Linked DNA regions of Mus musculus: all the other regions are linked to region 3. A link is a loop called in an ENCODE intact Hi-C map of the cell type or tissue named here. Cell type or tissue: gastrocnemius. All regions are shown on one strand.

Region 1 (5,000 bases), 230 kb before region 3:
TTTCCAAAGAAGCGCCTTCTCCTGCCATCATGGTACAGGTGGAACTTGCTCAGCAAGTCCAAGCTAATACCTTGCCCATATTTTGTTTTAGTGACAACATTGCCCCCATCAAAGGCAACCCAGGAGACCACAGCATCCATGAACAGGAAAGTAGGCCACTAAACAAGCAAGCTTCAGATGGGGACTGATTTTTCAAATGCCTGTTTCCTGGTCCTTATCCTTCTAGCATCAGAACTGAGTCATTTACACACCTAACCTAGCCTGGTCCTCCTACAATAAGGTAGTGTAGTTTGGAGGTGGAAGGAACTTGAATCAATTTTGGCATCACTTCTTAACAGCTATGGGGGAAAATCACTACACTTCTCTGTGCATAGGTTCCCCAAACAGATGATGAGAATCACCTCTCACTACATGCAATGTGAGGACTGACAATGCACTGAAAACAGAGTCTAACTGTCTTCTGCTTTGATGACATTTACATATGGTACCATAGATTTGGAGGGAAGGATAAACACCCTACCTCAACTAAGGGAGCCAGTCTGGAACAAAACTGACCAATTAAACAAACAAATCTTTTATCAGCCTGTTGCAGAAAGGGTGTCTCACGTTTTCAATAATCTGTCCTTTAGAACTTAGCCTTTTTACGTTACTTTGACAGATAAATATTTGCTTGCTACCTTTCCTGCTACACCCAGAAGCATTTGGCTTTAAGTGAATATCATACAAACAGACAGATGAAGTGGCATTTTTATTTAACCGAAAACAAATCTCCAACCACTAACAGTGTTCATAACAGTAACACCTAACAGCGAAGAAACACAGAGTTAAGCTGAGACAACTGGTGTTCTACAGGGGCTCTAAGGGAAACTGAAAACTAGGGGAGGGAGTCCTATGGGTAGGCACAGATGCCAGGCAACTGACCGATGGGGCCTGGAGCCCTTCAGCTAAGGAAGGTAGGAGAAAAGCTCCACAGTGCTCCATCCCATCTGTGAAAAAAGCAAGCCCTCTTTACCGACTTTATCCCTGCTATTTCCTGTACTGCAAGATTTCCCAGACTCCTGCTCGTTAGAACCGTCGTGGTAGTCTTCCTTTAGATGTTATCAATTTTTCATTTATGCTAGCGAGTCTCAAATCAAATGCTACAAGAGTTTTGAAAATTCTAATTCTCAAGATCGACCCGTGAAATCTGAGTGTATGGAGTGGTAGCTAAACAACGGAGGAGGGGTGTAGTTTGTTTTGCTTGTTGATTTTTAAACCCAAATGATTTCATTGTGTAGTTAAGTTTGGGAAACTGAGCCTTACACCCCCTCCAACAAAAGTGCACGGAGCACCAACCCCCAAGTCCAACTTGGATGCGGATGACATCAACAGCAAGTGCAGACCTGACTCCTGGAACCCGAGCGGCTGGATTTTGAAATTGTGCAATTAAACCTTCCGAGGCATGTTTCTCGTGTCAAGTGGGTTTATGGTCGGATAGTCATGAAGCCAGACTTGTTCATGTTCCGTCTGGACAGTTGGCATGTGTGATCCATGGACATCAATGTTTCTTTTTAATTAGGGGTTATATTTTAGTTGGCCAAATATCAATCACTTGGGGGGGGGGAGGGGTGTGGAAGGAAAGAAAAGAAAAAGAAACCCAAGAGGGAACGTCTCAGCTAACAAGTAAGAAAGTTTGCTACCGGCCTCATTTTGAAACACCAAGGGTGCACTACACCCAAGGGCCCAGCTGTCACAAGGAGGTCAGCCATCCATTGCAAAGGCAAGTGATGCTGCAGCAGCCCAAGCTTCTGGGAAAGGGCAAATTCAGGGATCCCAGGGGAAGTAGCCACCCCGCAACGCTAGCTCCAATCTGGCATGGAGCCTTGGTCCCCAACCAGTGCACCTAGCCTGGCAAGTCTCTGGCATGCTCTATGCCTAAGAGGCGGAATCGACCCACCCCACCCGCCACCCCCACGCCCTCCTTTTTTTTTTCCTAGTGAAGAAGCAAATGACCACTAACACCATCTCTTCCCAGAAGTCCTAGGTGGTTAGTGACAGAGAGATCTCCACACTTCCAGGTCATTGCTGCAACTACACACCCGCGAAAGGGCAAGCCAGAAATCTGCAAGCTACATTGGGACTCAGGCTACCAGGTCCTGAGAGTACCCTGCTGGAGAAGAGAGGAGTTGAGGGAAACCGCGCTCAGGAAACCGCGCGTCTCAGAGGTTCCGACCTTGACCAGGGGCGCGTTGGTTCGCACTCCAGTCCCTCAACTCTCACACTGAGCGGGTGGGACACACCCGACCCGCTTGAGGATCCGGGGTCCCTCCGCTCTCCCTGACAGTACTGGGCGCACGTGCGCCAATGCCCGGCGTCCCGCGCTGTCCCGCACCACGTTTCTGCTCCGAACGCCTACTGAGCGCAGGAAAGTGAGGCAACTAAGTTGGCAGCAGTCAAGAGCCCCGGAGCGCACAGCCGCGGCTCCCACGCTGCCCTGGCAGCCCCTCTGCTCCTAGCCCAGTCTCCCTTCCTTCGGCGGCCCCAGTCTCGCCCATTCCAGACTCCGTCCAGTTCCTCCTATGGTCCCGGCCGCCTTTGGGAGCCAGAAGAGGAGGAGCGGGCGGCTGGGGACTTAGAGTCCCGAGCGGAGGTTGGGACTGGGCGAGCTAGCTCGCAGGGGGCGCGGGCCGGTGGGACACGCCCTTACCTTTCTTTTCCTCCAACGCCCCACCTGCGGCGCAGAGCGCGGTCAGCAACACCAGCAGTGTGGTTCTCGCGGTCCCTGAGGGTCGCATCTCTGACCGGGAGAGGTTGGCTCTGGCTCTCCGGGATTAATCCGAGACAGACGGAGTCCCACGGTTGTGCCCAGTGACTGCGCCGGCAACGACGAGACCCGGACACAGGCTCGCGTCCAGGTGACCTGTCGTCTGTCTGGGAGGCGGTAGCCTCCGGGACTCGATCCAGACGCCCTAGCCCAGGAGGAGCGCACAGTGCGGGAAGAAGAGGAGGGAGGCTGCTGCGCGTTGCGCTGGGGCTGCCCAGACGTCTAGTTAGCTCGGGTCGGGACTGGGGGAGGCTGGGCGGGAGGAGGAGGGACTAAAGAAGGAGGAGGGATCCAGAGGAGCGAAGAGGAGGAGAATGTCAGGAGAGAGGAAGCGCTCTCCGCGAGGATCGAAAGCAGGCAGTGACCGGAAGGTGGTGGTGGATGGCCTTGGCCACCACTAGACAAGGCTCTGGGGGCGAGTTCTGGCTGTGTGCAGCGGGTCAGTGGGTGGCCTTTGGAGTTAATTTCTGAGGGGACTCCGCTCCGCTGCATTTCAGGACCTAGGAAGTCCAGCCAATCTATGCCAGGGTCCCCTCCTTCCTTCCCTCTGTCTCCCACCTTCTTCCTTCCTTTCTTTCAATTAACCAAACAACTCTGGACCACCTCGGTTACAAACTGTCCAACCACAGAGCACAGGTTGGAGAATAACACAGGTGGGGACGCTGTTCACGTATTCTCCATAACTTCTCCAGGATCTCAGAAGGGTCAGGCTGACTTGGCAGCAGTTTCCAACAGCACAGGCAGAGGCGGGTGCCTCAAGTCTGAAGTGGCACTAAGAAGTCCAAGGGTCCTTCAGATCCCATCAAGAACCCTCCATGTCTTCTGAAAGAAGGGCAGCCAACTCCTGACACTTAGAAGGGCCTCAGTATATTTGCTGGATGAAAGCATGCATGTTGAAGAACATGGCATTTTCTACACCTGGAGCCAGTCTGGAGTGCTTGAAAAGCAAAGCAACGTACACATGAGGCAAATTCCTCCACAAAAGCAGAGACTTGACATAACAGCAGTGAACAAATCTTTAGAGCAGTTAGCATCCTCTAGTGACCTCAGCTAGCCCTGCCGCACATCAGGAGGCAAATTGCCAAGTAAGTTCACTTAGAATTTGACCAGTAGAAATGTGTCCCTGAACTTCAGGACCCACAACTAAATTCCTTCAGCAAAGACCAACCAATGTCCCTACTTCTTAGCTATCAGAGGAATGTCCCCTGCTTCCATTCAATCCAAAGTCTCTGAGTTTTTCACAAAATCACTTGGTCCCCTAATTTAGGCCCCTTTGCTGTGGGTGTCCTTGTTAGCAGAAGTCATGGCTAACCAGTGAGGCTCAGTCCAGCTTTTTCCATGCAGCCAGAAAGGAGGCATTCCGGACTTTTCGTCCGCACCCTGCAAAGTCAGGGCTGCTGCCCAAGTTTTGTAGGTGGCGTCTTGAATGGGAACACGTCACCCAGCCTGTGCAGGGACCCTCATCACAACCTGAGACCTTCACTGAGAAGTAGAGCGGGGTTTCTTAAACTTTTCCCACGGGCAACCTCTTTTCATAGATGCTTTTTATGTAATCTTGGGATTTTATATAAAATAGGTGTTCAAATCAGACATCGACTAATGGTAGATCCTAATGCAATGTTAAGATAATTTTTGGCATATATATGACTTTACCACTTACTAAAGATTAAGGCAAATTTGCATACCAATGAGATTGATTTGTTTATTGTTACAAAAAATTAGGTTTTGAATGAGTACTTGAAGCTGTGGAATGTAGAACATCTGTAATATTGTTCAGAGTTAATTAATATTTTGATTTACAATTCTCAAAGCATGAAACAGAAAAAATATATTTAGGGTCATCTTGGAAATTTCATCCTAATCCTATGTTAAAATTCTGTTACCTTTTTATAAAGAGACTTAAGACATTGATTTTAAATATTAAACATTCAAACACAATATAATCCAAACATAACCAAACATACTCATTTGAAGCTCCTATGCTAAGGAATGATGGTAGGAGAATATTAAAAATGTCTTGTTCTCTGTATTATGACATTATTATTCTATAAGAGAAGACAATTGTATGTGATAAGTAAAACTTTTGCAGCCATACCATATGGTAGTCTTGCATCTGAACTGAGTTTCGATGCAGCACTTCTTGGTACTCCACGGTGTAACAGCATGCACAGAGCAAAGAGTGAATAATGTGTGTATA
Region 2 (5,000 bases), 62 kb before region 3:
TTACTAAATTGTCTTGTAAGTAATTATGTATTAGTTTTCAATTCTCAGATAAAATTGTGCAAATCATTTCCATCTTGATTTCTTTGGTGACCCGCTTAGCCTCCAACACCATGCTGTCTAATCCCCACTAGTTTGTGTACTTCTGCAGTTTCTCTTGGGATGGATTGCTGCCTTTATGTAATTGTTATCAGACAGGATGTAGGTAGTAGTTACATGTGATCCATGACGGCATTTAACTCCTATTTTTTTATTGTTTATTTTTTGCTGTGATGACCTGTCAATGGATGAGAAGGGAGTCTTAAAATCACCCACCATCGTTTTGCATTTTTGTTTTTAAAATTTATCCTTGTCCTTGAATGAGGGTTTCAGTTCCTCTCTTGTCTTCAAGCCCCGCCAAGGACATTTTGTCCTCTCAGGGATCCAATTCTGCTGGTGAGGCTTTTCCAAAGAGCTTTTTATTTAACTCATAGGATTTTTCATTTCTAGCACTTCAGTTTTGTTTTCCCATCTCTGCTGACTTAAAATTTAGATCATTCTGTCCTTTCCTGACCATTTCCATGAAGCTGTGTGTGCTCTCCAGAACTTCCCAGTAGTTTGTGCCCTCTTTCAGTTCTATGAACTTATTGATAATTCTTGCCTGGAATTTTATCTAGCTCACTCCCATTGCTGGCTGTTACACTCTGATTAGCAATGTTGAGGGAGACAAGTTCCCTGGGTTTTCCTGTTTCCTGTGCTTTGCCCTGGCTGGAACTTACACATTAGGAGCTACATTCCTGGGTGAATGTAAATATGACGATTGTGTTTATATGTCTGTGTTTTGAAAAATCAGAAATAAGTTACAAATTGGAACCACTTAAGTTTGTTTTTTTTTATGATGTGTTAAAATTATTATTGTCTGCCAGGTATGGTGGTACATGTCTTTATTCTTAGTACTTGAGAGGCAGAGACAGGTAGATCTCTATGAGTTTAAGGCCAGCCTGGTCAACAGTGAGTTCTAGGACAGCCAGGGCCATACAGAGAAATCCTGTCTCAAAAAACCAACATATATTATTTTATATATTTATATATAAATATGCTTATATTCTATATTTTAGCACACCTAATTAAAATGGACATGTGCATATTTATAAATTTTGGTAATATAATAAAGGCCTAATAAAAACATGTGCCCTACTGGGCAATGGTGATACACCCTTTAGTTCCAGCACTTGGGAGGTAGAGGCAGGCAGATTTCTGAATTTGAGGCCAGCCTGGTCTACAGAGTAAGTTTCAGGACAACCAGGGACACAGAGGAAACCCTGTCTAGAAAAAAAAAAGGAAAAAAAAGTGCCCTAATAAAATTGGATACTCATAACTTTTTAAAACATATTAAAGTGAAAGATTTTGGTCTATTTCATAAAACCTTAAAACACTATGTGTTTAATGCTATGTGTAAAACAACATTTACTGGAGTCACAAGAGAACCTTAAGCCATAAAATGCATGTTATATAGATACATGGTAAATGCTCCTTCCAAAATACATATACATATATATGTGTGTATAAGTGTATATGTGTATTCTTTTGTATAATATACATGGGTAACATACAAGTCAAATAAATTATTATTCAAAATATTTTTAATATAAAACTGCTAAAATTTAAGGTTTTAATTAAGGTTGACCTAACTACATATATATTAATGAATATGTGTGCTTTGTGTTTGCCAAAGATCTTTGTGGTAACTTTCTTTTTTAAAATTGGGAATTAAGGCCTGGCATGGTGGTGCACGCCTTTAATCCCAGCACTCGGGAAGCAGAGGCAGGCAGATTTCTGAGTTCGAGGCCAGCCTGGTCTACAAAGTGAGTTCCAGGACAGCCAGGGCTATACAGAGAAACCCTGTCTCAAATAAATAAATAAATACAAACAAACAAACAAATAAATAAATAAATAAAAATGGGAATTATAAAATACATAATTCCAACAATCATCCACAGTTGAAACTCTTGTTTTAAAAAAATCTGTCTTATCTTTCTTACTGTATGATTGTATATGTATACATACCTCTGTCTTACTACATGTATGCACTGTTCACATGTGCTATATTTTTCATATCATTCATTCAGTGCCGAATTGGCTTGTAAGTGGTCAAATAAACTAAAGCTGTTCAATAAGTCCACTTCCTCTTGGTTCATAGTAAAAGTAGAATTTTAATGGGAAAAGTCCTAAATCTAACTCCATCAGACTAAGAAAAATTGGCTAAGTGCTCAGTATGCCTATCATAGGGACAAAGTAATGACAAACAGTATTTAGTCAATTGAAACAAATACAGATGGCTGATGATTCTAGATCTTACTTTGGAAGACTTCATGTGAGTTCTTAAATTTAAATTTTTATAAGAATTCCTAAAGGATTAGATAGGCATATTTATCCTGTTCTGGCGTTATCTCCCTGATTCTTGTCTCAGCTCTGGTTCACCTGAAGATCCCTGTTGCTCAGGGTTACAAATTAAGAGACAATTATCCCTGGTTCAGGGTGCAAACTTTTCCTACATGGTAAATGCACTCCTCTGAGATGATAAGCCCTTTATTGGAAGGAGTAAGAATATGACTTATCCTTGTACTTCTGGGTGACTCATCTATGTGTGATCATGTAGATAAATATTTTAAGGACCTGAAGAATATTTTTGACTACTACTATATCTTACAAACAAAACAAGTTTTTCAAGGCTCATTTCTGAGCCAAGACTGTATGATATTTGAATAAAATATCACTATTTAAAAAAAATCTGCCTCCTGGCTTATAGTTGTGCTAGAGAGATGGCTCAGTGGTTAAGAGCACTGACTGCTCTTCCAGAGGTCCTGAGTTCAATTACCAGTAACCACTTGGTGGCTCACTACAATCTGTAATGGGATCTGATGCCCTCTCCTGGTGTGTCTGAAGACAGCTACAGTGTACTCCTATGCATAAAATAAATAAATAATTTTTAAAAATTATAAAAAGTCATCTCAAGGTTTGTGTGTATCTTAATGCATCTCGTTACAGCATAATTTCTCTTTTACATATTTGAGACAACAATTAATCTTCTCAATTTTAAAGAAATGTAACTGTTTAGGTAAAATGCTTGTTATTCCTGCTTTGGATGCCTCATAAAGCCTATGGTGAAGTGATCTCTATCTCTATCTCTCTATCTATCTATCGATCTATCTACCTATCTACCTATCTACCTATCTATCTATGTACACTTTTATAATTACCTGAATCTTTAACAAATAATTGATTTAAATTGTTCAAAATCCACAGGATTATTACTATATTAACATGTATTTATAACTTTAAGATATATAAGATATTTTAAATATGCTTTATGTGTTTTTGTCTTAAAATATTCTAAAATAACAAAAACATTAATAATAATAATTAAAAGCACAATCAAGAAAAGAAAAAATTGTAACAGTTATAAACGTAAAGAGAAGAAACATCCTTTTGGAGGTTTGTACATTGAGATAAAGAAGATTCTCCAAGGGAAATTGGTGAGAATGTTCAAAGATTCCCGGGTTGTACCAAGGCTGTGAAAACCTAGAGCTAAGGGAGTAGACATGAAAATATGTTGATTTTAATATAAAATTACTAAATCTTTTCATTTCAAAATTTATGTTAAATATCAGAAATTCTTCTAACAGCGTATAGGGTACCAATATTTTAAATCCAATTTTTAATAACCAAAAAGAATAAAGTTTTTCCTACTAAAAAGGAAAGGAAAGGAAAGAAAAAAGAAAAGAAAAGAAAAAAGAAAAGAAAAGAAAAAAAAGAAAGAAAAGAAAAAAACTGGATTCGATGAAACCCAAGAAGAAAGAAGATCACACCAAAGTGTAGATGCTACAGTCCTACTTAGAAGGTTGAAGAAAATAATCTCTGGGAAGTAGAGGGAAAGAGGGATCTGGGAGGGAGCAAGGAAGGAGAGGGAAATGGGGGGCACAGTTTAGATATGGGAGGAGATGGAGGAGAAGTACAGAGGGTCAAGAATTTGAAAGTAGGTGTATAGCAGTAGAGGGGAGGACTGGGGTTAGCCACTAGAAAGTCCCAGATTCCAGGGACCCAAGAGGTTCCCAGAACCCACCAATTAGTCAAAATAGCCAACAAAAGTGGAAGAGAATCTGTAGAGACCATATCCAGTAGAAATGCATGGCCCCTGGATGAGGGATGGGGTCACCCACCCACCTCAAAAATATTAATCCAGCATTCTTCCAGTCAAAACGAAATGCAGGGACAAAGAATGGAGCAGAGACTGAAGGAAAGGCCATCCAGAGATTGTCCCAACTTGGGATCCATCCCATCTGCAGACACCAAACACTGACACTATTGCTAATGCCAAGAAGTGCTTACTTACAGGAGCCTATCCCCTGAAAGGCTCTGCCAGAGCCTGACCAATGTACACAGTCAAACATCGGACTGAACAGGGTTGGGGGTGGGGAAGACACCCAATGGAGAAGTTAAGGCAAGGACTGTAGGGCTGAAGGGGTTTGCATCCCCATAGAAATAACAACAGTGTCAACCAACAGGACCCACCAAAGCTCCCAGGGAGCTAAACCAACAACCAAAGAGTACACATGGGGGGGGGCATGGCTCCAGCTGGACATGTAGCAGAGGATGGCTTTAGCCAGCATCACTGGAAGGGGAGCTTCTTGGTCCTGTGGAGGCTTGATGACCCAGGGTAGGGGAATGCTAGGGTGTACAAGAAATATTCAGGGCTAGAGAGATTCCTACTTGAATTTTATTTCTGCTTCTAATTATTATTATGAAATCAGATTAGATTATGCTTACCAAACTCTAAAATTCTAATGTCTAACTGGTCAGGTCTCTGGTTTCTCTGGTGATTAAGCTTTGGAACATAAAAAGGGCAATCTTGCTAAAAAGAAAATTCAAGGAAAAACTGTATTATCTAATATGTCTTTCCACTTACCTTTCTAAACAAAATACAATCACATTAGCATCCACGGAGAAGAGCTGTGCTTATTTAC
Region 3 (5,000 bases):
TTTCTAATTTTTCATTCTATTTTTCTTTTGCTCATTCATCGAATATTTCCCAATTCCTGTTCTACGTGACTATGCCTGATACTCTCAGCTAATAATAAACGAGATAAAGGCCTTTTTTTTTTTTTTTTTTAAACAACAAAGCCACTTCCCCAAACAGGTACTTTACAGATGTTCCTATACATAGGCACAGATATACAGAACATCTTGACACAGTGCTTTTTACTGGGAGTTAAGGAAAGAAGTAAGTGTGGAGGTTTGGGTGGGAAGATGCGTTGTATTAAAGAGACCGAAAATAAACTGGAACCACAGTGACTGAAAGGGAAATGGGAGGACTGCAGCGAGGCAGTCAGGAGGTCCACAGGAGCATAGATTTTAAGTTAGCTGCAATAAGAAGCTGTGCAAGAAGCTAAAGGGAAGGACTCCAGATTGGCAGCATATTAAGAGTTTACACCTGGACCTGGAAGAGAAGAGCATGGTAGGGTGGTACAGGAATAGAGAGAAACTTGCAGGAGAATGCTGCAGCCTGCTGAAGCCAGGGAGAAGGTGCAGGAACTGACTGGTTAGGACTTCTGGGTGACCATCAGCTAGATGTTAAGGGGAAGGATACAAGAAAAATCATAGATGATGTTGGACAGAGTACATCTGCTTTCCTTTTATGTGTGAGAGGACCAGCTTATAAGGAAAAAGTTGGTTTGGTTTTGTTTCTCACACTTTTGGTCTACGATAAGTTGGCTTCAGCCCTGAGATAAGACAGTGCATCATTCAACAAGTATGCTTATGGAGAAAAGTGGATCATGTCATGTCCAGGACTCAACCAGAGACAAAGGAAGAGAACAGGGTCCCATAGTCCTTTTCAAATAAGTGACCTTACTTCCTTCTAATAGACCCCACCTCTTAGCAGTTCATCAATCTTCCTGTGGCATGAACATTTGGGAGCATGGGCCCTGCAGGGATGTTCAAAATCCATATTAGCTGAGGGAATATATGTATTCTAATGACTGATGTATACAACCACATGATGCCATGTCCAGGTGACTGAGATATGTGAGGGGCTGCAACATGAAGATCAGCACAGTACCATGTAAATGGGAAGCCCTAGAGACCAGTGTTTAAGAAAGGCAAGTGATTCTGAGATATCCTTGGGAAGTTCTCATCTTCCAGCTTATCACATGGTGTAGACATATGAAGGTCCCCCTTGGAAAGGTTTAGCAAACTACTGTTGCCAAAAGAAATGGACAGAATTTAATCTTCTACCCAGATTCAGAAGAAAGGACAGAAAATATGAGCAAACCTTGTGAGGAGCATGCTCACATCCCTTTATAAACATTCAGGACCAGAGCCCTGCACTCACTTGGAGGTTTGCCACTGGAATTTATCTCAGAAGCAGAGAATTAGTCACAGGATTGCAGGTAACCACAAAAGAGAGGAGGGACACAAACTAATCGCATAATGAGACCTTGAGTGCCAGCACTTGCACAGAGCATCTGTTAATCTTACAAACAATCCCGTGAGAAAGATGTGGCTTCCTTCATCTTTTAGAAAAGCAAACTAGAGCTTAGAGCCACTTGGGAACAAGCTCAAAGAATTATGCACAATATTCAGGGCAGGCTGAGTCTCTATCCTGGAGTACCATAATTACAATCCACAAGTCCCTCTCTCACAGACCAGAGACTTTAACGGTAATATGTACCATCAATTCCATCATCTTGCCTTGGCTGCTGAGCATCTGTCAGTGCAGGGATCACATAAAAATTGGACATTAGACCCAAAGTCCAAATGTCCTTTTCTGGATTTTTCTGTTGCCACCAGAGTGGCAAAGTCTTGTAAGACTCCGGGGAGCCTTAGCTTACCAGGGACACCTGAGTGAACCATGTGGAGTCAGGATCAACGCAAAAAGCAAGAGGAATTTATTGTTCCAGTGCACTGGAGTCGTCCAGACCCAAAGGAGAGGCAGTGACCCCCCAGCACCAGTTTGGGGAATTTTTATATGGTTTCCAGGGCCAGAACAGAGCATCTGCAACTAGGCACAATATGATTGGCTGAACAGTGCACCTTTTAAACTGATTGGTCTTTAGGGAATGAGGTGACAAGGACTTCCCTTGTCTGAAGGTGAGCAATGGTCTGTCCTGAGGAATGTGTCCCCACCCGCAGGTTCCTGCCCTTAGGTCTGAGAAATGCTAATTAGCCTCTCCCTTCCAGAGGGCTGAGGGTTTCATGACCTTCCCAAAGTTCCTACGCTGACCTTTCCACTTCCATCAGTATGGCTTTGCTGGACTGTGTCACAGAGAGAAAGAAAGAAAGAAAGAAAGAAAGAAAGAAAGAAAGAAAGAAAGAAAGAAAGAAAGAAAGAAAGAAAGAAAGAAAGAAAGAAAGAAAGAAAGAAAGCGATTCTGAATCAAATAGATAGTTTGGGAAATGGATCCATTTTCTTTCCTCTGTAGCATTGAGTGAATGAATGTTTCTTGGTGCTCCCTAACAACCTGGCTATGTCTTCTTTCCTAGATGACAAAGTTGTTAAAGAGTGCACAGACTTAGAGTCAGTTCCTCCGTCTTTCCCACACCACTGTGTCAGAGATCCATGTTCCTGCACTGCCCTCTATTTATGACTATCTGAAACACAAAATCAGGAACTCTAGAGGGATCCAAGCACTCTTTAAAAAATTAGGGTGCTATTTTACAATAGACTTATACTGAGTTTTCAACATTCAGTAGGCAGGAGTGTCCATAGTAGTAAATATTGTACTGATATCAAACTACTGCACTTTTGAACTGTATTAGTGATAGCTGAAAAGAGAAAGTTAATACGATTTTGAGATGTTTAAAGGATAGTTTTTGATTGGAGATAGCAATTACAATACTAGAAATGGCTTCCAAAGCTCCTTGGAAAAGAGCATGGAGGGGAATCAGTCCAAGGGCTCACCAGGGTTTGGATACAGCCACAGAATTTGTGTATATTTTCTTGGTGGAACATCGCCATCTTGTGTCTTTTCCAGATATTTCACATAGAAATATGCATCACCATGGTTCTTTTAGTGTTTAATACTTGTTCCCTAGTACAGATTCTAATTTTTGTTTCAAGATTCAAACTAAATAACACAAGTACATGTATATAATTTTATACCTCCCACTTCCTTGTTTGTGTTTGCTAATTATTCAAAATGATGAGTTTATGACTCTTTCATACATGTACGTAGTCTATGTCAATCAATAGGCTATTGTAAACAACTGTATTATAGTATGATGTGCTGGTTAGTTTTATGTTAACTTGACACAAGCTAGAGTCTTTAGAGAGGAAGAAACCTCAATTGAGAAAATGGCTCTGCCTGTAGGAGATTTTCTTAATTAGTCACTGATGGGCAAGGCCCAGATTATCGTGCATGGTGCCATCCTTGGATTGGTGGTCACAGGTTTTATAAGAATGGCTGTGCAAGGCATTGGGAACAGTAAGCAGCACTTTTGCATAGCCTCTGCATTAGCTCCTGCCTCCAGGAGCTCCTACTGTCCTGCTTGAGTTCCTGTCCTAACTTCTTCCACCTATGGGAGGTGGTGTGAAAATGTAAGCCACATAAATCCTTTCCTCCCCAGTTTGCTTTTAGTCATGGGGTTTCATCACAAAAATACTAACTTCACTAAGACATATAATAATCAAAACTACAATGTTATGCATTGCATAATAAGCCAATCATGAGTTATAAAAGTTATATGTTCAAGGGGTTGCAATAGACCATATGGAGTGCAAGAAGACTGAGCACAACCAGCAACATAAAATTTCAAATGCTACACACCTCTGTTCAATTGCCTGATCCTCTGTACATCTCCCCTGTCTCCTCTCACACCTGATCCTGGCCTCTTATTTCCTCCCCACTCCTTTCTCCCTCCCTTAATTCCTCTCTCTCTCTCTACCTCCCTTGATTATTTTTGGTCTTCCTTCTTCTTGAGCTTCATATGGTCTGTGAGTTGTATCATGGGTATTCCAAGCTTTTTGCCTAATATCCACTTATAAGTGAGTACATACCATGTGTGTTTTGTGACTGGGTTACTACACTCTGGATATTTTCTAGTCCCACCCATTTGCCTAAGAATTTCATGAAGTCATTGTTTTTAATAGCTGAGTAGTACTCCATTGTGTAAATGTACCACATTTTCTGTATCCATTCCTCTGATGAGGGACATCTAGGTTGTTTTAAGCTTCTGGCTATTATAAATAAGGCTGCTATGAACATAATGGAGCATGTGCCCTTGTTATATGTTGGAGAATCTTTTGGGCTTATGCCCAAGAGTGATATAAATTGTCTGGGGGAACTGCCAGACTGACTTCCAGAGTGATTGTACCAGCTTGCAATCTTACCAGCAATGGAGGAGTGTTGCTCTTTCTCCACATCCTCACCAGCATCTGCTGTCAACTGAATTTTTGATCTTAGCCATTCTGGCTGGTGTGAGGTGGAATCTCAGGGTTGTTTAGATTTGCACTTCCCTGATGACTAAGGTTGTTGAACATTTCTTTAGCTGCTCCTCAGCTATTCGATATTTCTCAAATGAGAGTTCTTTGTTTAGCTCTGTACCCCATTTTAATAGGGTTATTTGGTTCTCTGGAATGTAACTTCTTGAGTTCTTTGTATATTTTGGATCTTAGCCCTCTACCAGATGTAGGGTTGGTTAAGATGACAGTGTCCTTTGCCTTACAGAAGCTTTGCAAGTTTATGAGATCCCATTTGTCTATAGTTGATCTTAGAGCCTGGGCCATTGGTGTTCTGTTCAGGAAATTGGATGGGGAAATGGGGATAGCCGCTAGAAAGTCCCAGATGCCAGGAAAGCAAGAGGCTCCTAGAAAACAACGAGGATGACATAAGCTGAAATATCCAACTAAGGAGAGAGAGAGAGAGAGAGAGAGAGAGAGAGAGAGAGAGAGAGAGAACCTGTAAGGACCATAACAGAGGTTAGGCATGGCCCCTGGTTGAGGAATGGGGCCACCTACCCATCTCAAAAATATTAACCCAGAA

What was found. A loop is a pair of places that touch in the nucleus more often than their neighbours do. Peaks named below come from ENCODE experiments on the same cell type or tissue, not always from the same donor. Only the 100,000 strongest peaks of a DNase experiment are listed, where the experiment ranks them.
Region 1: it touches region 3 in a loop (3-fold over the local background); 12 of 42 quality-filtered maps call a loop at or near these places.
Region 2: a loop joins it to region 3, with 2.6 times the contacts of the local background. A loop is called at or near these places in 5 of 42 quality-filtered maps.

What each region holds. Positions count from the first base shown.
Region 1 is chr11:16,750,257-16,755,256 of GRCm38, reverse strand. It overlaps Egfr (epidermal growth factor receptor), which reads right to left and starts at 3,054. Exons shown (of 28, transcript NM_207655.2): 1 at 2,687-3,054. The coding sequence starts at 2,774. In gastrocnemius, a CTCF peak has its summit at 2,163; DNase peaks (open chromatin) are centred at 1,817, 2,433, 2,993, 3,500 and 2 more places; H3K4me3 peaks cover 3,662 bases; H3K27ac peaks cover 3,789 bases.
Region 2 is chr11:16,584,883-16,589,882 of GRCm38, reverse strand. No RefSeq gene overlaps it. Among named protein-coding and RNA genes, the nearest start is that of Sec61g, 79 kb to the right of the region's middle. In gastrocnemius, a CTCF peak has its summit at 2,893 (motif pointing left); no DNase peak of the experiment used is centred here; H3K27ac peaks cover 1,307 bases.
Region 3 is chr11:16,523,068-16,528,067 of GRCm38, reverse strand. No RefSeq gene overlaps it. Among named protein-coding and RNA genes, the nearest start is that of Sec61g, 17 kb to the right of the region's middle. In gastrocnemius, a CTCF peak has its summit at 3,005 (motif pointing left); a DNase peak (open chromatin) is centred at 2,913; H3K27ac peaks cover 2,702 bases.